3 separate regions of the Mus musculus genome follow, and regions 2 and 3 are each linked to region 1. Evidence: chromatin loops called from intact Hi-C (ENCODE). Cell type or tissue: left cerebral cortex. All regions are shown on one strand.

Region 1 (8,000 bases):
TTCATTAATGAGTGATGTGGGAAGGGGCCAGCTCACAGTGGGCAGTGCAACACCTAGGCCAGTGGTCCTGGGTACTATTAGGAAGCAGGACAAGAAAGCCATGGAAAGCAAGCCAATAAGCAACATTCCTTTGTGACTTCCTGTTCCTGCCTCCCGGTTCCACCCTTGATTTTCCTCAATGATGGACTGTGATGTGGAACTGTAGACTTAAAATGGCCCTTTCCATCTTGAGTTGCTTTTGAACATGGTGTTTTGTTGCAGTAATAAAAAGTCTGATAACACTATGTGCTGACAGAAGCCAGGAAAAGGCAATAGAATGAAAAAAGAAGAGGAAAGAAAGAAAGAGAGAGAGATAGAGGGAGAGAGAGAGGGAGAGGGAGGAGGACGGAAGGAAGGAAGGAAGGACGGAAGGAAGGAAGGAAGGAAGGAAGGACGGAAGGAAGGAAGGAAGGAAGGAAGAGAATAAGAAAATCAGAAGAGACAAGAGCCAAAGCCCTTCCCTTGAGTCTTGGGTTCTATCACCTTCTTAAGCTGGAGGTAGGTGCAAAATGAAGCCAGGCTATGCCGTAAGTACTCCCAGAATGTGCTGTGAGTGCTCCCAGGCTGTACTAGGAATGCTCCTGAATCACTGTCTAACAGCAGAGTGTTTATCTCTGTTTCAAGGTTTTCATCAATTTTATTGCGTGAAGTCTACTTTGAAACTAAATACAAAAATAAATATACTGTCACCACATACTGACTTAATAAGCAAGTCTTTCAGCCTACAGTCTTTAAACCCAAGAGATTCTAACTTTGGGTTGTGATTTAGTGACCAAAGCTGAAATTACTTGGTCTTTAACTTGCAAAACTTAAGGTAAACATTTTTGTGGCCATAAGCACCCTCTACCTGGTGGATTGTCGTACGCAGTGGGTAGCAGGGAGCTGGGGACCATAGTTGATTCTACACAGGTCATTATATATTATAATACATTATAGCGCATTCTTTTTCTCTCCAGCTCAACAAGGTTAAGAGCTGTGGAATTTTAAATGATGTAGATGGTATATTTTCTTCCTTCTAATGGGATCTTCTACACTAAAGAAGAGCCCCTAAATGCCAGAAGCCAGTGGTGGTACATTGTGTGTGGGACTGGGCCAGGTAGATAGACAAGGAAGATGGGTTTGTGGAAACACTGATAAATGATAACTAAATGTTGTTATCCTTTGGAAAGAATGGAATGATGCATTACAATAAACACCAAGTAGACATATTTGAAAATACTTAAATACAATGTGAAATAAATTAACGAATTAATTACTTCACACCAATACTTCTACTAGAGAGGGGGAGGACCATCCACCCAGCTCCTTCAGTTTTATGTGCTTTTAACATTTATATTTAATTAAATCACATTTTTTGTTTGTTTAACTTCTCACACGGATGGCTAATGCACCTCCACAGTTCATTCCCGAGTAAACTCACCATGCAAAAAGTAACAGTCACCATAGAAACCAGCGGTGGCTTACCAGTCACCATAGAAACCAGCAGTGGCTTGCTGGTCTTGATTCTGTTTTCAAGACAGAATGTTAACCACAGGACATTCCAGCTGTGACTCATAGGCATGACCAGAAAGCTTGCTGGTTTGAATCTGGTAAAACTATGATTTCTTCTGCTTTCAGCAAGCCTGAGATCTACTCCACAGAACCATCGAGAAGTTCTGAACGCTCTTAAAGAAACAAGAACCTACAGATGAGATTTTATCACCTTGAATATGAATTCTAGTTTGTGTCACTGCAGGTCTTTTTAAAAATAAAATACTTGAAATGATTCTCACTTTGCCATGTTGGCCATCATTTCAAATGTGATACTGTGTATCATAAGGCCTTTTGTGTTCAGTCTAGTCAGTTTGACTCTTAGGAACACAATTCATGTGTGATGTTTGTAATTCAAGTGTCCCTCACCCTCACCCTAACAAAAACATCTCAGCCCTTATCAGGACACACAGGGAAGGAGTTTATTGTCCAGGCTACACTTCCTAAAATGCTGGGCTGCTTGGTTACATCCTGTGTGTTTGACAATCTGGTACAAACACAGAAACCATAGTAACTTCAGATTTCAATTACAATATGAAACAATTCATAGGCCCCTCTCAATATTAAGGGCCCCCCAAAAGCAGATGATATAAAATTAAAGACACATGCAGTATGTTAGCAACTGACAGAGAAGGCCCAATTATTGTGATATTAACAGTTCTGTTTGTCTGTTATTCTTAGTGTGTTTGATTATGATATTTGTGTAGGTATGCAAGGTATGCAAGGTTATGCATGTGTGTGGAAGTCAGAAAACAATTCCCAGCAATGTGTTTTCTCTTTCTACCATGTGGGTTCTGGGGATTGAACTCAGCTCACCAGGTATGCACAGCAAGTGCTTTTTATCTGCTGAGCCTTCTCACTGGCCCAGTGAGATAGGTTTGGTTTTGTTTTGTTTGTTTTTAATTTGTACCATTGTATGTTTATATGTGTTAATGGTTAATATATGTGTTATGGGGTCCTGTATGTATACGTGCATATCTAGAAGTCAGAGGATAATGTTCAAGAATTAATTCTCCCCTTTACCACAGTATCTAGGAATCAAACACAAACTCCCAGTCTTGCATCACAAGTGCTTTCACTTGCTAAACCATCTCTCTAGCCCTGGAGATTAAAGTATGCTGGCATTTAGACACCGTGGAACACACCTTTAATCCTAGCACTCAGGAGGCAGAGGTAGGTGGATCTCTATGAGTCTGAGATTAGCCTGAGTTCCAGGACAGCCAGGGCTATGTCGAGACACCCTGTCTTTATTAAAAAAAAAAAAAGAAAAAAGAAAAAAAAAAAAACAATTAACCAACCAAAAAGCTAGGTGGGCTCCTTTGCATCACTGGAAATCAGAGTCTTAGTGAGCAGAGCCTTGTGTAACATGTTTTCTGACTTGGGCCCCAGCAGGTTGTCCCTTTACTAAACCCTTTTCAATTTTTTCTTTTTTGATTCTGGAGTTCAAACCTAGAATCTTACCACTGCTAGGCACCTACTGTAGGCACCACTGAGCTACAACCACAATCCAAAGTATTGTTTTTCTGTTCTTGAAGCATGTCTAGAAGTAAACCTCATTTTCTCAATCACAGAAGGTCAGTCATAAGACATGGAAGGCAAATTAAGCCTTTCTTGTATGATGCCATTAAACACAGGAATTTTTCATTACATCCTATTATATATAGAATGCTTGGAAACTTCCAAGGAATACTACTTCAACTCTTTTTTTTTTTATGTGACTGAAATAACTTAACTTAAACCTGGGCTGGTGAGATGGCTCAATGGGTAAGAGGACCCGACTGCTCTTCCAAAGGTCCGGAGTTCAAATCCCAGCAACCACATGGTGGCTCACAACCATCCATAACAAGATTTGACGCCCTCTTCTGGTGTGTCTGAAGACAGCTACAGTGTACTTACATATAATAAATAAATAAATAAATAAATAAATAAATAAATAAATAAATAAATAAATAAATAAGTAAAACTTAAACCCTTAAGGTACAGCAAAGATTCCCCTATCTTTATTAAAAAGTGAAACTGTAGTCAATAAAATGAAGCTGATTAAGACCCTGGGCAGGAGTTCTTGGATGGGCTCTTTGAAGTCAAGTGTCAATGATGGAAGAGCAACCAAGTCATTTTCTTGTCAAGGCATTTCTTGTGTGGGTAGAGTTGGGCTTAGCACACAGTCTTGTAGAAGTTACTTAACTTTTTGAATCTGAACTCTTTATGAATACGTAATTTTGGTATCACTTGGCACTTACAGCCTTGTGGCAAATGAGAAAACTACATGGAGACAAGGTAGAGCGTGTTTGAAAAGTTCTTTTAACTTTTGGTCTGATATAAAGGGAACACTACTTTTTTTTTTTTTCACTAAAGAAACCACCCAGAAGTAGCTTTGTGCAATGAAATATGAGTCTAGACAGCTGAGTCTGACTCATGTTTAACTCTTTACAGAATGATCACTGGTTGAGCAGGCAGGGAAGAAGTGACTCAAGCCTGGAGATGGAGTGCCCTTGCTTGCTTACTTGCATCCCGTTGCTGTGGTAACCTTGGTTTGAGTTGTGACTGCAGCCATTCCTCACATTCTGGGTGAGAGCCAGATGCAAATCACCCTTAGTGAGGGGAGGGAAATTAAGTCTATGTGTGGGAGGTGAAGAAGTGTGGTCCATCATGACAGAGGACAGCATAAGAGAGAGGACACCAGAAGGTGCTGAGGCTAGCATGATGAGATGAGAAGGGCCTGGATGAGCAGAAGGGGATATGCTTTTCCTTAGTTTAGTGGCCTTGCTTCTCACTGTCCTTCCATGCTGTGGCTCCTGCTGCTTATGCCCTGGAACTCAAGAGGGCAGGAGGTGCTGAATTCTTGAAACACCTGTTTATTCCTCCCCCGAAAACCACAACTGCAGAATGCCTATGGCACTGACTCATTATCTTTCCAGGGCTGTAGATGAAGCCATGGTATTGTGTAGGCTGGGAAGGTACACCACCTCTGAGTTCACCCCAAGCACAAAAGCAATCCTTATGGATGTTGTTAAGTTTTACATACACTATCTTGGTAAGCGTGACCTTTATAGGTCACTTTAAAATTTAAAGGTTTTGGAATGTTTCTGCAATTCTGCCAAATTAGAATTGTAGAGTAGAATACTGATACACAGTTGTCATTAGGAACAGGAAAAAGCCCAGGGCTTGCAGAATCTGTTGTTGAACTGCAGAAAGTAAAGGAGCCAAATATTGCTGAAGGTTGAGAATGTGTGATACACATGCGACAGTGCTCCACCATGGCTCTGTGGGGCCTTGGTGCCTCTCCCCACTAAACATGCAGCCACTCACTCCTGGCACACTGGCATCGGGGACTCCCACACACGTCCTCACTACAGGAAAAGCCACAATGCCACGTGCTATCAGGGTGGAGCAGGGCATGTGAACTGCCCATCTAAAGTCAACGGTTACTCATAATGCCAGGGTTTGCATGTGAGTGGCAAACCAGCAGATGACCACATTCTGAGTTACCCTGAGTTATTTTGTACCACTTTGAATTAGAGGTTTATCTCCAATCCAGATGGCTTAGTGGCCTCTCTGTGGACTGGCTGCTCTCAGTCTGCTCTTGTTGCCTGTATGGTTTTAAGTACTGCTTTCTATGGATCACTTATATCAGAAGGCACAAAGGCTGATTTAGATTATTTTTTGTTGTGCTTTGTTTTATTTATTTTTTTAATCAATGCATAAACATGCATGCAAGCTAACATTTACCTACAAAGATGTTTATCTAGAAAGGGCGCTAACTGTCTCACAGCAGCTGCAATGTGGCAACCACATGTGAACTTGGACAGTAACACATATAATAGATACGCTCCATAGAAAAATGTCATTACAGGGTAGAATGCATGGAATAATCTGTGAATATTAAAATAAAATAAGCATAAAAAGGAGAACAGGCAATGAATACCACTAAATATTATTGGAAGCAGTGGAACTTAACTTTTTTTTTGTTTTGTTACCTCTAGGCTTTTCTATGTTTTCTCAATCTCCTGCAGTGACTATGTGTTCTTTTTTGATTAGTTAAGTCTATTTTAAATACATTATCTCTGTAGAACTATTCACATCATAACATAAATATGTCTTAGTAATGTTTGCCATATTAGAATTACAAACTCCTCTAGGTTTCCAGTCACTCAGCTGGCCCACTAAAATGTTCTGCTATTTCCATATCTCTTTTCTGTGTTTAGAATCAAACATCAACATTTGTCTTAAAATGTTGTTACAGAAAGTAATCTGTTCCAGCGTTATTTTCAAGCCATTTAATCCTGAGCATATCCTTTTTCATGGTAACTATTATTAATTATTCTAATTCTTTATTAAAATGAAGTCTTTAGAAGTCCATGGACTTCTATAAATATTGAATTTTATGATCATTGATGGAGCAGTGAATAACTTGTCCCTCCCCAGGGAGGAGGGAAAGACTTTGAGAGCCAAACACACTCTCCTGTGGATACATATGGTTAGTTCCATAGGCTATAGCCTTCAATTGTCCTGTCATAGTAAAACACTAAATGCTTTAAACATATATTATTGTGCCTTCCAATGGCCTGAGCATCTGCTGCAGATGGAAAAGCTTAGTTCATAGAACAAATTAAAATTATGGAACCTTGAGCCATAGAGACCTAGAGTGCTTTTGCCTGCCTCTTCTTCCAGGTTGCCAGAAGAAAGAGTAAGCCTGCTAAGTAAGAACTAAAATTAAAGTGTTTTCACATGTTTTAATGTATAAAAAGGAAGCAGAAGGGAGCTGTGAACAGTGGCCCCCAATATAGATCAAATAGATATGAAAATGCAGTGATTATTCTGCAAGCCAACTTTAAAAGCTAATATATGTATGTTTGTATGTATGCATGTATGTATGTATGCATGTATGTATGCATGCATGTGTGTATGCATGTGGGTATATAATGTCTCTAATGCTGCAATTGGAAATCTTCCCCATTTAAAAAGTTAAACCAGAATTCCTAACTAAGATTTATGATATTTAAAACTTAACCTTGTGACCAGCATTTCCTACCAGTGCAGTGTGCCTGTATGCATGATCCTCCCTGTGCAGTCTGCATGCACCCATGGTCCTCCCTTTGCAGTGTGCCTGTACCCATGGTCCTCCCTGTGCAGTGTGCCTGTACCCATGGTCCTCTCTTTGCAGTGTGCCTGCACCCATGGTCCTCCCTGTGCAGTGTACTCACAAGCATTGATAGTAGATGCCTCTGGACTTTTCTGCTTTGGGCTTAAGTATGGGAGGAAGAGAGGTGGAAAGTTGTGGGAAATAATGTCAAACTTTGTGCATGTAAAGGGATTTTTAAGTGGCTTAACGGTAGTTTGGGAAATTGTGGTAGGTTTTGTTCTTATTCATCTGAATCCTATGCTTCAAGTTCGAGAGGCTATGAGGAGCAGAGACCAGAGCTCTTTTGAACCAAAGGCTGGTTGTTTGAAGGCTGCAGCTCTGCATCATTTTATATAGCAAACTAGTCAGTTGAAAATTCTTCATCGTGAGGATGGTCAGAAAAGGGCAACGATTTTCTTTTCTTCTCCCAAAGACAGGGGTCTTAGGTAGCCAGTCTGATTGTAAATGGATCCTCCTGCCTCAACCTCTAAAGTGCTGTGATGTGTGTGTGTGTGTGTGTGTGTGTGTGTGTGTGTGTGTACCACCACTCTCTGTCTGAAAAGAATTTTGATCGCCTAAAAAATAAAGAATTCATATATTTTTATAATTTAAAAAAAATCGCCGGGAAGTGGTGGCACACACCTTTAATCCCAGCACTTAGGAGGCAGAGACAGGAGGATTTCTGAGTTCAAGGCCAGCATGGTCTACAGAGTGAGTTCCAGAACACAGCCAGGGCTACACAGAGAAACCCTGTCTGGAAAAACAAAACAAAACAAAAAAATCACATTTTACCCAGACAATTTTGGAGTCAACATCTTGTCTAAGATGCATCTTGGACTGCTTAATGACGTAAGAGAGATCAGCTTCATTGCTATACTTTTCAAAATTCTGAATGTGGATTATCCTAGTAGAAAGCTATATTCTCCCAGCTGGTATGGAGACAAAACTAAATGTCTGGCCTATAGAATGCACTTAAACTCACTTGTGAGTGGCAGGTGCTCTACTGTAAGCAGGGCTATTAGCAGACAGCTAACGTTGTGGAAGCCCACTTCCTCTAAAGGACTGTTCCAGGAAACATGACTCATCTGCTCAGGAAATGAGCAAGGAGGCGCGCCCTGATCAAAGAGTCAAACCCACTGTGGCTCACACACACAAAACCTCTTCTGCTTCTCTGCTTTGTTCTAACCAGGAAGGGAGCTTTTAATTACCAGGCTTCAGACAGAGAAGCTCTGTGGCTTTTGGAAGAAGGCTGAGAGGCAGAAGGAAGGAGCTGTGCTGTTCACACATGGGGACACTCTGTGTACAACTC
Region 2 (8,000 bases), 130 kb after region 1:
CTTCCCTCAGATCAGCAGAGAAAGGCCATTTGAGAGTCACTTTTGCCAGGGCCACAGAGTGAGGCAGACATTACCCTTGGTCCTTAGACATAACCTGGAGGGTTAAGGAGTGTTGATTTCCCAGGGCAAGCACTGCCCTAAAAACTGTGTTTCTCAATAGAGGTGCTGAAATTAAGAACTAAGCTATAGCAGCTCCTCCGCGGATGGGGCTCCATGATGGCCAACAGCAGGGAGATTCCATATTTGCATGGTCTGACATGATACACTTAGCCTGTGGCCAGCACAACTGAGGAACTGAATTTCTAACTCCATCTTAATTTAAATCTAAATAGCTGCATGTGGCTGGTGGCATCTGTGCTGAGCTTATAGTCACCCGGCTCATCAATACAAGTCCCAGTCCCAGTCAGCACTGTACAGTGGGGAAACAGTGGAAGAGAACCTCATGTTGAAATCCTCACAAGCTACAGAGCATTGGGAAATGTACTCATCCTCGTGACTTCAACTTCCTCATTAATGAAATGGATATGTAAAATAGTTCCCATAAAGGGCTCCTATGAAAAATAAATGAAGTCAATAAAATATCTAGCAACAGGAGATACTCAGTAATTATTAAAATTTCCACTCACTACTTAGCATTTATCTGAAATACTGTAAGTTACAACAAAATGGTGATGGTGGTTTAACTTTTATCAATATTAAAGCTAGGAGATTAGACCAATGAGAAATTTCAGAAGTATTTTTTTAAAGTTTTAGAGTAGCAAAGGCAGGAAGCCTCAGAAGAGTAAGGAGAAGGCTTTAACCTCCATTAAAAACAGTAAGGAAACTGACTAAAATGTGACCTAAGAACAGACCAAGAAATGAAGGATTTTCCTGGCCTTGCTATCAGCCCACGGGGTGACAAGAGGGAACAGGGATGGGCGAGGCAATCCTGTCCCTCCCTCCCCAGTATGAATTGCGTGTCTGTCTAACTTGCAGAAAGGTAGTCCAAACAAAAAAACTTCTCAAGATACTTCCTGTCCCAGTACTTAATGAGTGTTTAGGTAAAGAGGGTGAATCTTCAGACCATCTTTCATGATCTGTCATCTTCGACCCAGACCTCAGTGTTAGTTTTTTGTTAGAAGCAGAAAACTACTGCAAGAGGAAGACTCCTTTACTTTGTTCTCTATTCGCTTTTTCTAACTGTATTGTTATCTACATGGTGGGGTGGGAGGGCTCAGGAGTGGTTTACTTGGTAACAGTGCGTGCTCTGAAGCCAGGAGGTCCTGAGTCCAAATCACTAGCTTTCACAGAAAAACCCAGGATGGCTGTGCATTCTCCCAATCCACAAGGAGTAAAACTGAGACCTACCCAAAAACAAAAACAAAAACAAAAACAAAAAAACAAAACAAAACAAAAAAAACAAAAAAACCACTAATTCCTGGTGACATGATGAATCAGTATTTTAAGTTCTACACAAAAATTTACAGGTAGCTTTAAATGAGTTTATATTTACAACTTTAATGCCAACCAGTCTGTGATGAGTTTTGTCATTTGCAGAAAACACTTCTACTAGTCAGTCAGGTGACTGCACACTAACACATCTTTGCTTCTATGAAGAAACGCATTTCAAACGTCAGCTTCAGAAGCAGACAATAGCAATGCAGCACCCTGAGTCATCAAGTGCTGCAAACAAAAAATATATCTAAATCAACATTCCGCAGGTGTCCTGAGGTAAGAAGGAAGGATTCCTCAACTCTGCATGCAGGAACACTTCTTACAGCGACTCTATTAACTACTCCTACACGCAGATCCTAAATACAGTAAACAGAGAGACGGCTGTTTGTAAATGGCATCCCCAGGATTTTTTATGAAACATGTAATATTTTCAGCTCTATGGTCTACAAATTTTCTGGTTATTAGGCCTAGTTATCTGGAAATGTGCACTAAAGAAAAATGTGGACAAGTGGGTAGATACACATGTAAACTACATGTGTGTATGGGAACAGATATATTTAAAAGACAATCCACATCTATTAGTACAAAGTAAAAACCATGCTGTTCTCTGACCAAGCTAATTACAAAAGATCTTGTTGAGTCATGCCCAACAGTTGCAAGTGTCTCTGTGTGGTTTACACAGACACCAGGGAAGACGGCATGTTGTCAAAGCTATCTTCATAATGAAATTTGGAGGAGATGCAAACTTTGCTTCTTTGCATTATTCAATTTCTTAAAGATAATAAGGGTGACCTGCTTCTTGGTTTGTCTGTCTGTCTGTCTGTCTGTCTGTTTTATTGGGTCTAATTGGTTTTGGAGACAGGGCACCACCATGAAGCCCACACTGCCTTACACTTCAGATCCTCCCAACTCAGATTCTAAGTTCTGGGATAACAGGCATGCCTCACCAGGACCCCAGAGAGTTACTACTTTTACAATCAGTACAAGTCAAACTTCAAATAACTTTTCTTGTATGTGAATAAAAGGATTCAATATTCTTTTTGTAATGAGACTGAGAAATAACAGGAAAATATCAAAGATGAATAACCAAGGATACTCCATAAACCACAACTGTTAGGCTGTGAGCACACATATGACTCAAAGAAAACAAAAACAAAATAAGAGTTAAAGTTCTTTACAGAAAGAAAAGCAATTAGCACATGCCCCAAAATGCAATGCTTACATGAAGAATTCAAGGGAAATGAACTATTTAAATAATGAATAAGTAATACAAACACATGATACAGCTGATTCTGTATGTGTCACTTGTAAATTTACTTTGTGGAAACAGAACTAGTTGGTAAATGTCCCACCATTATAAAATAGTTACAATGTTCTTTGCTGGTATTTCTCAATAATTAATAATTTTACAATGCTTGACATATTCAGGTAAAAGTCAGTGAAAACTATGAGAGGACAATTAACAGTATTCTAACTCTAGTTAATTATCAAAAACTATCACAAAAATTTAATTATAGGGGATGGAGAGATGGCTCAGTGGTTAAGACCACTTATTGCTCTTCCAGAAAAACCCCCAGTTCAGTTCCTAGCACCTATGTTGGGTGGCTCACAACTACCTGTAACTCCAGCTCCAGAGAATCTAACAGTCTTTTATGGTCTTGTCCAGTGCTTACACACAGACAAACATATACACATATATAGATACATATATAGTATGTGTTATATAATATATACATATATGATAATGTAATATATAATTACATAATGTGTATATATACATATACACATATGGCATAGATAATACATGGCATCATTCATAAAGATCTCCCAAACTAACATGAAAATCCTGTTTGAATGTGTCATTCTGAGTCCAGTTTGCTTAACAGTTCATTCTTTTTGGAAGCATATACCTTTCATTGATATTAACGTAGAATTTCAACCACTACACTATAAATGTTATAAAGTTAGCATAATTATTACCTGATTTTTAATCACTGAGAAAGATTAAAGTGAAACCAGTTAACTAGGAAAAAAAAAGAGGATATTACTTAATATAATTATACTTCCTTCATCTTTTTCTTAACTCTTACAATGCATGTCCATCTCACAGATAAGGCATGTACACTTAGAAATGCTAAATAACTTTCAAATTTTCACACAAGCATTATGAGTCAACCATCACTCATCTGACTTCAAAATAAAGGCAGGCTTTTATCTCTCAAAGAAACTGACAGCACTTGAAGGCCAGGCAGCTTCAAACATTTATCAATTTCTTCCAAAGGTTATTTTAAACAATATATAATAACTTTCTATAGCTTTACAATTTATAACAATAAGTGCATACATGTGTCCATGCACACAGAGACCACAACAGGATGCTGGGTGTCCTCCTCCATTACTCTCTGTGTTAATGCTTTGAGACAAGGTCCCCTAAAGAGGTAGACACCATTTCCATCTGAGCAGTGAGCTCTCAGAGTCTACCTCTACAATGCTATGGCTGCAGTACATGTAACTATGTCTAGAGTCTTACATGGGTGCTTGGGTTTAAACTGCAGTACATGTAACTATGCCTAGAGTCTTACATGGGTCCTTGGGTTTAAACTGCAGTACATGTAACTATGCCTAGAGTCTGACATGTGTGCTTGGGTTTAAATTCAGGTCCATGCCCTCTGACTTAAAGAACAAGTGCTCTGGCCCACTCCTGGACCTATAAATATTTTTTAATTTAATTTAATGCATACTCTTTTTTTGTTTCGTTTTTTTGAGACAGGGTTTCTCTGTGTAGCTCTGGCTGTCCTGGAACTCACTCTGTAGACCAGGCTGGCCTCGAACTCAGAAATCCGCCTGCCTCTGCCTCCCGAGTACTGGGATTAAAAGCTTGTGCCACCACCGCCCAGCTTTTTTTTGTTTGTTTGGTTTTGGTTTTTTTGTAATGCATACTCTTACCACTCCCTTTTGATATATTATTGTGTCCTCATTTTATAGAAGATAATGAAACAGAAAATGTTTGGAGTTTGACCATTTTTTATGATTTATTTTCTTACTTTATGTATATGAGTACACTATTACTGTTTTCAGACACACCAGAAGAGGGCATCAGATGCCATTACAGATGGTTGTGAGCCACCATGTGGTTGCTGGGAATTGAACTCAGGACTCTGGAAGAGCAGCCAGTGCTCCTTACAGCTGAGCCATCTCTGCACTCTCAGAGTTTGCCCATTCTTAAGCATATACCCAAGAGAATACAAAGCAAGAATCCAAACAGATACTTATAGGCCAATATTCAGAGAGAGATTATTCACAATAGCAAGCAGGTTGAAAATCTTTATCTAGTAACAATGAATAAATAGACAATACTGTTATCTATACAGCAATATATTATTCAGCCATAAAAAGGAATGAGGCATTGACACATTCTACAGCACAGATGAACTTTGTAAACATTGTGTAAATTGTTAAGCTAGACATCAAAGAACAGATTATTCTACTTATGAGGTACCTAGAAGAGATAAGACCAAAGTAGAATAGAGGCTTTAATATCTTCAGGAAGAGAGGCGCTAAAATATTTTTAAGTGGGTGCAATGCTTCTGTCTGTGATGATGAAAATGTTTGAAAACTAATAATGTTTACAATTGTATGACTTCGTAAGCACACTTGCTGTTGATTAACTGTACACTGAAACACAAAATGACACATTTTATAGTGTGTATATATGTGTATACACACATTTACAACAATAAAATATTCCATTGCAAATATTATCTAGAAGTGGACAAATTAGCAGCCAATATTCTTACTACTGCTCTTCATCTAAGTTAGTGAATGGGACCAATGGTAGTAACGAAGTGTGGCTAAGAGATCTGCTAGACAGATCTAGGTTAGGCTTCTGGCTCTACCACCAAGCTAGCTTATTACAGACTCAGAACAGGTCCTGACATGTAGATGCCCTTAATAAAAGGTAAAGCCAGCTGTCACTGTTATTAATCTTTATTAGCTGCATAAATAAAGAAAAACACCAGGATGTACTACTTCCTTACAGATAAATTTAAAACCAAAGTTTATCTAACATACAAACACTAAAAAAGATTAATAATTAAATATTAATTGTTATTAATTAATATGATTAAGACCTCTTCTATAAGCAAACCTCAAACCGAAGATGTAGGGAGCTTTCGGTAACCAGAAAGTTACTTTGGATAACAGGGAAAGTATTTCTTAACAGGTCATATATTAACTAACATAAGGCAGGTTAAAAAAAAAAAAAAAGCTATCGTAGAAAAGTTTGAATTTGCAATCTCTGAGAGGCAACAGAAGCAAAAGTAAAAGTAAAGGCTAGAACTTAGGGACTTTCAAGAGTGAAGGAATACAAAAATCTTGCTCCACTTAGCTTCTTGTTACTCTAGTTAATAAAAAGAGAAGCAAAGTTTCCTTTTTGCATTTGTCTTAGTCTTAGCAACTTCAGGACAGACGTGCTTGCACATGTGCACAGACACACACACACACACACAAACACGCGCCCGCACACCCACTGTCACTTCATATCCCAAGTGCCTAAAATACAGTACTGGTCAATGGAGTTCACCAAGTAAATATTTCTGAGTTATCACAAAAGTGGGTAGAGACCAAAGAAATTACGAAGCTTCCAAACCTAAGTGACAGCAAACTAATTTCTAAGCTGCTACAGTGTGTCAAGCACATTACTGTTTTTAATTCTCCCCCTTCACACTAATACTTGTACATTTCTATCTTGAACTGCAGTTATCCCCCTGCTCCAACCCACCCCCGCCCGCTTTCGTGACTTCCTCCAAGCCCAGTGACAGCCAGTCTAGAATTTGGATCTTGGCTTTGGGCAAAGGGCTCGCCCTTGCCTTAACTTTGTCTGAAGCAACTTAGGTTCATTTGGCTGCACACGAATGCAGCCTCACAAACAGTACCATGGGGAGCCGGCCTGCTTAGGCTCCAAGGATTGGGGCCAGAGTAGGGGAGTCTCAGCCTGGAGGGGCGGACCAGGGAGGCTCACTAAAGTGGTTTCCAGGGCAACCGAGGTCGACCGCACCAGGTCCCGCCCCACCGCCCCGCCGCCCCGCCCCTCCGCGGCGCGAGAGCCGGAACCTGCGGCCCCAAGTGAATCCAAGAGAAGCTGTCTGTCCGCTCACCTCGCAGCGCGTGGTGCATGCCACCAATGCCACTGTACAGCTCCAGGACACGCAGAGGTTCCATCCTCTCGCAACCGCGACCGCGGCCTGGAAACTAGGCCTACCGGTTCTCTGCGTCTCTTACTCCCCCATGTCCGCTCCGTTCCCTTCGCTTCTGGTTCCGCGGCTTTTCAGTTCCCCCAACCCCCTGTTCCTCTAGCTGCAGATTAAGATCACAGTTTGGAGCCCGGGGGCTAGCAGGGCTAGGAAGGGGACAAAGGACAGACAAACTATTAATAAGGCCTCCCAAGTGAGAGACTGCCGCTCCTTAGCCTGATTTGTGCTTTTTCCTCCTTGTTTTGTGTTTTCTGAGGCCTTGAGTAGAGAGCTGAAACCACCCTTGGCTTTGAAGTAAATTACTGATTAGAACACAGTCTTTTTGTTTGTTTGGTTTTGGTTTTTTTGTTTGTTTGTTTTTAACTGCAGGTTCCTTTTGTTCTTTTAAAGTCTGACCTGATCAAGCAATTCTTTGAGGAATCTTGGGCACATATCTATATGCTCTCTGGTGTGCCTGTGCGAGAGTAAGAAGTTAAGTCCTACCAGGCTCTTTCCTAAAGAAAGCTCCAGAATTACAAGTACTTAAAGCCGATCCCTCTGAGCCCATTCATAATAGGGAGGATGCCTGCTATAAATGAAAATAGGACTCATCCTATTTACCCCGACACATGCTGTTTCTTTTTATTGAAAACAGATTTTCTTCTTCACATAATATATCCTGATTGCAATTCCTCCTCCTTTACTGAAGTACCCCTAGCTCCTCCCCACCCCATCAAGATCCACCCAGTTTCTGTCTCTCATTAGAAAACAAATGGGCTTCTATAACAATGAAATAAAACAAGACAACAAAAACTAACACATCGGTATTGAGCAAAGCAAACGGGGGGGGGGGGGCGGGGGGGGGCGACGGGAGACAAGAAAAGGCCCAAGAAATGGAAAACCCATTTGCACACTCATAAAAACACTTAACTGGAAACCATAATAATAAATGCAAAGAGCAGTAGGGTAAAAAGAGAGAAGAAAATATATAAATAAAATAAAATAAAATAAAATAAAATAAAATAAAATAAAATAAAACATAAGTTAAAAATTGAAGGAGGAGGAGCCCTGGCACAACATTATAAGACAAAGACTCTCCAATGATGCTATTGAGTTCATTTCCTGTTGGCCATCAACTGCTGGGCCCACGGCCTACTCTTAAGAGTAGTTTGTTTCCCCAGTGAGATTCCCTTGGAGGAAAACAAATCTTCATTTGCAGGAGGTTATCAACCAGATATTGTTCTGAATTAGGGATGGGATGTGCCCAGTTCTCCTTGCAGCTCTAGGGCCCCACACGGTGCAGGCCTGTGCATGCTGCCTCAGTCTTTTTGAGTT
Region 3 (8,000 bases), 120 kb after region 1:
AAGTTATGATGGAACACAGGAAAATAACACTAATGATAATTTTTACACTTACAAAGTCTTTATGAGTTTTGACTTTGTTTAGTTTAGTGAAAAGTGACATCGGGAGAAGCAGAGACCTGAAAATGGACACGAAGATGACCTGCATTATAAACTCAATAGGCATAGGAGTCCTAAGTAGTTACTGAGAAGAAACTGGCAGACTGAGATTCATCCACAAGTAAACAGTAATATCCGTAGCAACAACAATACCTGTCCAGGGGCCTGGAAGGGGAAAGGCTCTGACTGAAGCTTTGCAATGAGAAAATATCGGAGCCTCGAGTTTGGAATGCCTAGCTGCAAGCAACAGAGAAAAGCTAGTTACCAAATGAAATGTGGGGGACTTCAATCATCTTCAGCTCCTAGCACAGAGACTCAGAGAGACATGCACATAGGTTCTGCCAAAGCAATTTTATAATAATAATAAAAACATTAAACTCAAATATAGCTATTCTTGGCTACTGTTACTTTACTTTTAAAGAGGAGAATTTAGTCTAGAAGAGACACTGATATAACAACTTATATATTAATATTTTAAACTAGATTTTCTTTTCATTTGTAGATAAAGAACTATATGATACAGCTAATGATGACAAGAAGCCAAAAGGAACAATGGCACTTACAAAATCAGCCTTTCACAACACAAGTGTTTTGATGTCTTACATGAAATGGAGGCATGCGTGCAACCAAATGTCACGGAGCAGAAGGGAATTATAATATGTCCACTTTGCTTTCAATCTTGGATTACTTTGAGCATTAATGAATACAAGACACCCAATTTTACATGTAAAAATTCCATATAGTTTCAAACCCTACAATCGTTTATTTTCCAAAAAGAAAAATCATGAGATTTAATGAACCTATCTTATGTACAAGCAAATCAACAAGTATGCACTATGTTCTTCAGAAAGTAAGATCCATGACTGAGCTAGTTTGACACTTATATGAAATATTAAAAATAGATTTATTTTGTTTATTATATCAAATTCTCTTAAACGATACTTATATAAATAAATTGTGGTACCTACAGAAGAAGGAGACAATAGAAACTCTTGATACTGAAAGCCACAGGCTTCTATTGTTTGTATCAGCAGCCCTCTGGAAAGAGAAAAAGAGTCAAAGCAAAAAGCGGCCAGCCTTGCTTAGAAATGGCATTCTTATGTAACACTTAATCATCAGTAAAACCCGACTGTACTCAAGCCATTTAGACACACGGCTTCTAAGTCATTACTTGCGAAACTGCATGTTAATAAAAAGATAAGAGAAGAATCTCTAGTACACGTAAATAAAGCTGCCAGACAATGTGACCAATTGCTGAAAGCTTAACTTGTTAATTAATCAGATCTGGAACTGAAACGACAGCTTCCCAGGGTCCATAAGACAGGAACAGTTACAAGTAACAGTGACTAAAGGACTCGGGTAGATGTAGATACCGTTTTTTCCACACAGGCTACTATCAGATGAAACCCTGCCTCTGGCTGTCTCTCTCATCTAAGTAGGATGCTAAGTTCTCATTGTGAGGCTGCTCTTAATTAAAACATTTCTACCTAGAAATACTTGATACTAAAATCAGTACTCCTTCTGGAAGATTAAAATAAGAACAGAACAAGATTTTGTAATATTTTATATTATTGGTAAAAATCACACTAATTAATAAAGCCTATCTTATAAAATGTTTGAATATACACTTATTATTAAGATCTTTATCTTACAATGGTGCCTATTATAAAATATAGTAAGTCTAAAACATTTGCAAGACAAACATATTTTTTACCTTGTAGAAGATACTTCAAAACCTTTGACATTTTCTAAGAGAATATACTTGGGTAATTTTTGTAATCTAAAAAAACAAAAACAAACAGAAATACAAATACTGAATTACAAAGAAATAAAAAGAAAATCACAACTTGTGAGAAATGGGATTTATAAATAATTTTCTCTATTTTTTTAAAAATGAATTTTAACTATTTTATTTATTTTTCTCGACATGCTATATACTTGAAAAAGTTCACACTTGAAGAGTTAATTCCATTGGAACACATCTCAAAATATGGGCTTGCATAGGGCTCTGCACTGCAAAACACAAAGGGCAGTCATTCAGCCTCCGGGGCCGTGGTCACTAACACTGGGAACATGTGCAGTGACTACTACCAACGAGCAAAGGCAACAGAATTGAGCTGGCTACTGACAGTTCTGTCACTCACTATGGAGGCAAGCATGAAACTGCGAAACATTTCATGTTATTTTTATTAGTTGTGGTAAAAAAAAAAAAAAGGTGCATGTGATAACCACTAATGTCTACAAAATGACAAACACTACATTCTTCATACCCTCAACTGCAAACCTAAGGTAAGTGTACAAGAATCTACTGTTTACCTTGGGAGAATATCTAGAATATACAAGAAGCTAGTTGTCCTTGGATCGGTCATATCCCCCTGTAGGCCAATTCTAAAAAAGCAAAGAAATCACAAGAGTTTATAAAAAATTGTATGTAATGATATCAAAAAGACTTAGCCAGTTAAGAGAATTTAAATTAGTTGATCGTCACCATAAGAAAGAAAAGACAGGAAAGTAGCTGATTGGGTGGGCAGCAATCTGGAGCAGATGACAACGGTGATAAGCACCATGCAAGCACACTAAGCAATGGGAAATGCCCAGATAATCCTGTCGGGTGTAAACAGACCCTTGATCTCAGGGTTTTACTTTACAAGCAGGAATTGCAGCTAGGGCCAGCACATGTAAACAGGAGGCACTGGGCTAGCAAACAAGTCGTACAAAGGTTCACAGTGTGGTCAAGGTTCAAGTAGGAAGGAACCCTTAGATTGGGTCTGAACAACAGGAACAGAGGATCAGGTTTTTAAACTTAATGCTTAGTAGCTTCATGCTCCTAAGCTAGGTAACACTGCTGTCACTTTCCCCATATCTGACACCAAGGCGAAATCTACCAGTGAGTCTGAGGCTTATTAGCTGGGGAGTAAACTGGATTTAAACTGATTCCTCAGAAATCAGTTTTTATATTCTGTCCCTTTCCACTCAGAGTTCAGATAACAACTCCAGTCAGTTAGTGCCTGGCATCACATCAACAGCTGGAACTAGGCTTACAGTGAAGATGCTGAGCCCACTGAAACAGTATATATACTCGGGCTGCATTCTATTTTATACACACTAGGCCACACCCTCCCATATGCTCAAACCCACCCTCATATGGAATGCCATCTGTCATCGCTGATAAAACTCCTACTCTCTGTTCAGACACAGCTCTAATCATGCCTCTGGAAGAACTTCCCTTTCTGGGCATGATGCACGCCATTTTATCCTCTATGTTCTCATGGTACTCCCAGAGTTCTTACAGTACCAAATGTCACAATTTATATAATACTAATTTATGAGTCATCCCTTTCAACTGTAAACTCTGAACATTAGCAATGACAGCATCAAACACATTGCATGGCATACAAGCACAATAAACCCTCAAAAAGATAAGCTTCCTGAAGTTCAAAGATGTTAAAAAGTAACACAAGAATATTTTCTTGAATCAAAATATTTATCATATAACACTCCAGTTAGTCATATTAATACAAAGTATATAAATGATTAATAAATAATGGCTCTGACATTGTTTAACTGTACAGTCATGAGAAAGTTAACCTATCTATGCCTCAGTTTCTCACTTTCAAAATAATAATAACAATAAGACCCTATTACTATAGCCTCTTAAAATAATTTATACTATTAAATAGTGAAAATGATCTAGGTTTAATTTAAGACACAGTTCTTGTTAAAAATATTAAATTTGAAATGAGAAATTATAATGTGACTATGAAAAATCTGAATTATAATATTAATTTTGAGAAATACACAAATTGTAAATGTATGCTAAAATTTTTCACAAATTACTTACATATAAAATATTTCTTAAGGGAATTCTGTTTCACTGATCAGAATTAGCTATGAATTCAAGAGGTGAAAAATTTAAAGTGAGTAACATAATCTGAAAGAAAATAAATGTACCTTAGATATACCTATAACATAGCATTACGTATTTACTGTTGATCAAATTATTTTGCTATTCTGACTGTAACTGCGGATTCCTATGCTCGATGATGAATTATCAATATCTAAAATGAAGGGATATATTTACAGAGCATTTTAAAGCTTTGAAAGTGCAGAAGATGGCCTAGTCAACCATCAATGGGAGAAGAGGCCCTTGGTCTTGGGAAGATTCTATGCCCCAGTACAAGGGAATGCCAGGGCCAGGAAGCAGGAGTAGGTGGGTTGGGGAGCAGGGTGGGGGGAGGGGATAGGGAGCTTTGGGGATAGCATTTGAAATGTAAATGAAGAAAATATCTAATAAAAAAATTGTAAAAACAAAAAGTGCAGCTTAAGCTTTTAAAGTTCTTTGATTTTCCCTTCTCCTTTCTTTCCTCTTTTTATCTCCCTTTTGGTGAGGGTGAGATATGTGTCATAATTTAAACCCAGGGCCTCAACGCATGCTGGGCAAGAATTTACTTAGCTGTATTTTCAGCCCATATACTCTTCCCAAAGAGAAAAACACTTATTACACATACCTTGTGAATGGCTGGCATGGAGGGCTCATTAAAATCATATTGAAAGATAGCTTGTCAAAGTCTTCCAGTGAAATACCCTAAGAAAGAAACATTTGAAAGAAAAAACAGACAGAATGAAGAGAAGACTAGACAGAACTAAAGCCATCAGAGATCACAGTTTCCATACCACAGCACAGCTTTACAACGCAGCTTCAGTTACACTAGCCTCCGTCCAAAGCAACTTTGTGAAGAAGCTGTGCGGCTGTGCGGAGGCACAGTGACTTCGTCCACAGCACTAATTCCTCTGTGAAGACTCAGGTGTAATGCTGTCGTTTTTGGACTCGACCATGTAGAACTTATTTTGTAATCAACTATATTGGGAAAGGTCTGGGGATCTTTAAGTGCCCATCTATTAATATGCTTCTCTGTTCAGTGAGTGTGTAGTGATGAGTAGCTGCACTCTTGTCTAGTGCTCTCTGCTGATTTACTAGCAAATCAAAAGGCCTCATGTTCAGATACCAGCAAGTAGTTTATTGTTTTGTCCTTAGCACAAGGAACTTCAAATGATTATACACAGGAGTAATTAAAATAACACCTAACTTGTTCCTTTTACACATGCATATAAAACGCATATATGTGTACACAGATCAGAAGATAAACAATGAGAACACATGTCAGGGATTTGCCAATACTCCTTAAGCAGTCTTGGCCAGAAATGTAGAAAGAATAGACCAGCATAGCAACCTCTATAATTTTTATGACAAATCTCTAACAAGTTTGTGTAAATTGGTAAAGCAGGAAATTTCTGAAGAGTGAGTTGACCTGGGAATGAGTCAGCTGTCTCTGTTAAGTTAGTGACATACACAAGGGCAGAAAATAACATGGATCTTGAGGAAGTACTCATTTTTTCTAATTTTATTACAAGAGATTAAAATGTTCAGAAAAAGTCAGGCAGTGGTGGCACACGCCTTTAATCCCAGCACTCAGGAGGCAGAGGCAGGCAGATTTCTGAGTTCGAGAGCAGCCTGGTCTACAGAGTGAGTTTCAGCACAGCCAGGGCTACACAGAGAAACCCTGTCTTGAAAAACCAAAAAAAAAAAAAAAAAAAAAAAAAAAAAAAAAAAAAAGGGGGGTGGGGGCAGAGGGGGCTGTAGAGATGGCTCAACAGTTAACAGCACTGACTGCTCTTCCAGAGGTCCTGAATTCAATTCCCAGCAACCACATGGTGGCTCACAGTCATCTCTAATGGGATCCGATGCCCTCTTCTGGTGTGTGTCTGAAGACAGCTGCAATGTACTCATATAAATAATAAATAAATCTTTAAAAGGACAGATGGATCCTGCTGCAATGATAATGAAATGTGTTCAGAAAAAGACACCAAATTTTATGAATGCTTTCAGATGTAGTGTTCCTCTTTCCAAAACAGGTTCATTAAATAATAGCAATAAAATCTTTACTTGTAATACTAGTGCATTTCTGAAAGGAAGGCCACTTTAGTCACATTACAAGCATCCTTCAGATATGCTTCTGATCAATTTGCTCACGTTTTATTTATAGCTATGAAGCCTGTACTTACAAGACAATGGTTTTCCTATCTTGTAGCATAGAACTGACAAACAATGGAAACTTCCAGCTGGCTACTTCTATCCCATCCTTCCCTGTGAAAGTATTTTATACACTATATCTACAGCAATTTGATGTCCCCTGAGGACTATACCAGGTGGCATGCTAATCTCTTGTCTGAAGTCATTTATCAGTGTCAGCTGAGTCCCTTTCATCCTTTATCCACATTTTCCTTCATCATCTGTTCACTTTATAAGTACAATATGTTCCTTCATTCAGCAATTGTACCATTTACATGGCAGTCATTGTCGTATTCAACAATGAACAAGCTCAGTGAAGTGTCTGCTTGTGAAATCTATACACTAGTCACTAGTGATTTTCCTCTTGTTAGCTAGATAAATGAACTGAGTACTCTGATTTTATCTATAGCTTTTTGACTAAGGAGTTCCACCTATATGTGATGTTTCAGCTCAACCGCAGATGATAACAGACTTCTCTGGCAGGCTTTCTGGGAAAAGCTGCCTTTTTCAAGGCCACCCTGGTACACAGCCAGAATTGTATCAACGTGTCTGAAGGGAGCTGCAGTCAAGGTCTTGCTGCCTTGGACAATCATGCTCTTAGCACAGCTATCTTCCCGGTCTCAGAGTGTCCATTCATTCTAAATGAACCCATTTCTCCATCCAGAAATTTTGCCTATCAGAAGTCACCTGCTACTGCCTGCTAGAGCCGAGGGAAGAGACTGAAGGACAATCCTCCCCACAATATCTCAGTATATAGCACACTTCCAGTCCTGGGCCTCCCACTCACCCTGGCCTCACGCCACTGCTCCCTAAGCAGGGAAACAGCCTCCACCTGACTCAAGGTAAATCCGTTCAGGGTCTCCTTAGAACCTGGCTGATACTTTCTGACCTAACCTGTATACGTTAACTGAAAAGGTCAGACTCATAGAGGCAGAATGAACTGGTTGAAAACAGTAGTTGAAGAGTACCCAGCTTCAGGTAAGGCCCAGGAGTGAGTCCAGGCAATCTATTACACAGCATGGTGATGGACACTGTACCTGAAACTGCCCAGCAGGCTCACACAAAGTAGGAATGTAGGGGAGGAATATGCCAGTCTGCTCAGTTTAACCATTTTGCTGCATCATATGTGAATATATAAAAATCACATGCCATAAATAGATATAAAAGATACTCTTCCATGGTCCTTACAAACACACACATTAACAAACTGACCCTTGTTTAAGTGAGCTGGAGGTGCCTTCCCCGGCCATTTCCCTGTGTCCAATAATTTCATGGTTACCATTAGCTATTACAACTAGCAAGGAACATAATTAAAGTTTGAGTCCTCAGCCATCTCCTGGTGCACATCTGGGATCTCAACCGTCCCAAACACACAGAGTTCCTCACCGTTTCTCTTCAAGAGTAGAGCAGAAGAATACCGAATTGTTGGAACTAAAACAGTCAGTGGATACTATATCGAGAATTAGTTGATTTGGGTTGTATCTGGTTAGATGTGCTTTAAAATATTTACATTAAATTAAAATTTTAATAAAAATTTTAATAAAATACTCAGGGATGCCACTTGCTATTTTACAGAAATTTTGGAACCTAAACATACCTAAGTTTGGAGCTGGATTAATCCAGAATTATGTAGTTTGGGTATTCTTTCTGTGAACATATTCATACTGATACCTTCACGACGAGGAGGCTATACTGACTGGCCATGATGCTTCTGAAATGCAGTTATTATCACACTTGGCACTATAATCAAGGCCACAGTTTTGTAGCTAGAGAGAGGTCATTGGCCTTAGGTGAGAACCTAGTACTCTGCTTAACTGACTCTTGGTGCGTTGTT

The links. Hi-C counts contacts between places; a loop is a spot of excess contacts. Peaks named below come from ENCODE experiments on the same cell type or tissue, not always from the same donor. Only the 100,000 strongest peaks of a DNase experiment are listed, where the experiment ranks them.
Region 2: it touches region 1 in a loop (2.0-fold over the local background); 3 of 42 quality-filtered maps call a loop at or near these places.
Region 3: a loop joins it to region 1, with 2.0 times the contacts of the local background. A loop is called at or near these places in 4 of 42 quality-filtered maps.

Annotation. Positions count from the first base shown.
Region 1 is chr2:13,405,912-13,413,911 of GRCm38, forward strand. All of the region lies in intron 27 of Cubn (cubilin (intrinsic factor-cobalamin receptor)), which reads right to left. Among named protein-coding and RNA genes, the nearest start is that of Cubn, 82 kb to the right of the region's middle. In left cerebral cortex, a CTCF peak has its summit at 3,820; DNase peaks (open chromatin) are centred at 1,522, 4,094, 4,939 and 7,830; H3K27ac peaks cover 159 bases.
Region 2 is chr2:13,537,979-13,545,978 of GRCm38, forward strand. It overlaps Trdmt1 (tRNA aspartic acid methyltransferase 1), which reads right to left and starts at 6,686. Exons shown (of 11, transcript NM_010067.4): 1 at 6,591-6,686. The coding sequence starts at 6,654. In left cerebral cortex, a CTCF peak has its summit at 4,527 (motif pointing right); DNase peaks (open chromatin) are centred at 6,042, 6,503, 6,699 and 7,195; H3K4me3 peaks cover 1,623 bases; H3K27ac peaks cover 1,544 bases.
Region 3 is chr2:13,521,014-13,529,013 of GRCm38, forward strand. It overlaps Trdmt1 (tRNA aspartic acid methyltransferase 1), which reads right to left. Exons shown (of 11, transcript NM_010067.4): 3 at 4,605-4,681; 4 at 2,413-2,484; 5 at 1,811-1,876; 6 at 1,065-1,134; 7 at 250-333. Among named protein-coding and RNA genes, the nearest start is that of Trdmt1, 20 kb to the right of the region's middle. In left cerebral cortex, no CTCF peak of the experiment used is centred here; a DNase peak (open chromatin) is centred at 3,225; H3K27ac peaks cover 173 bases.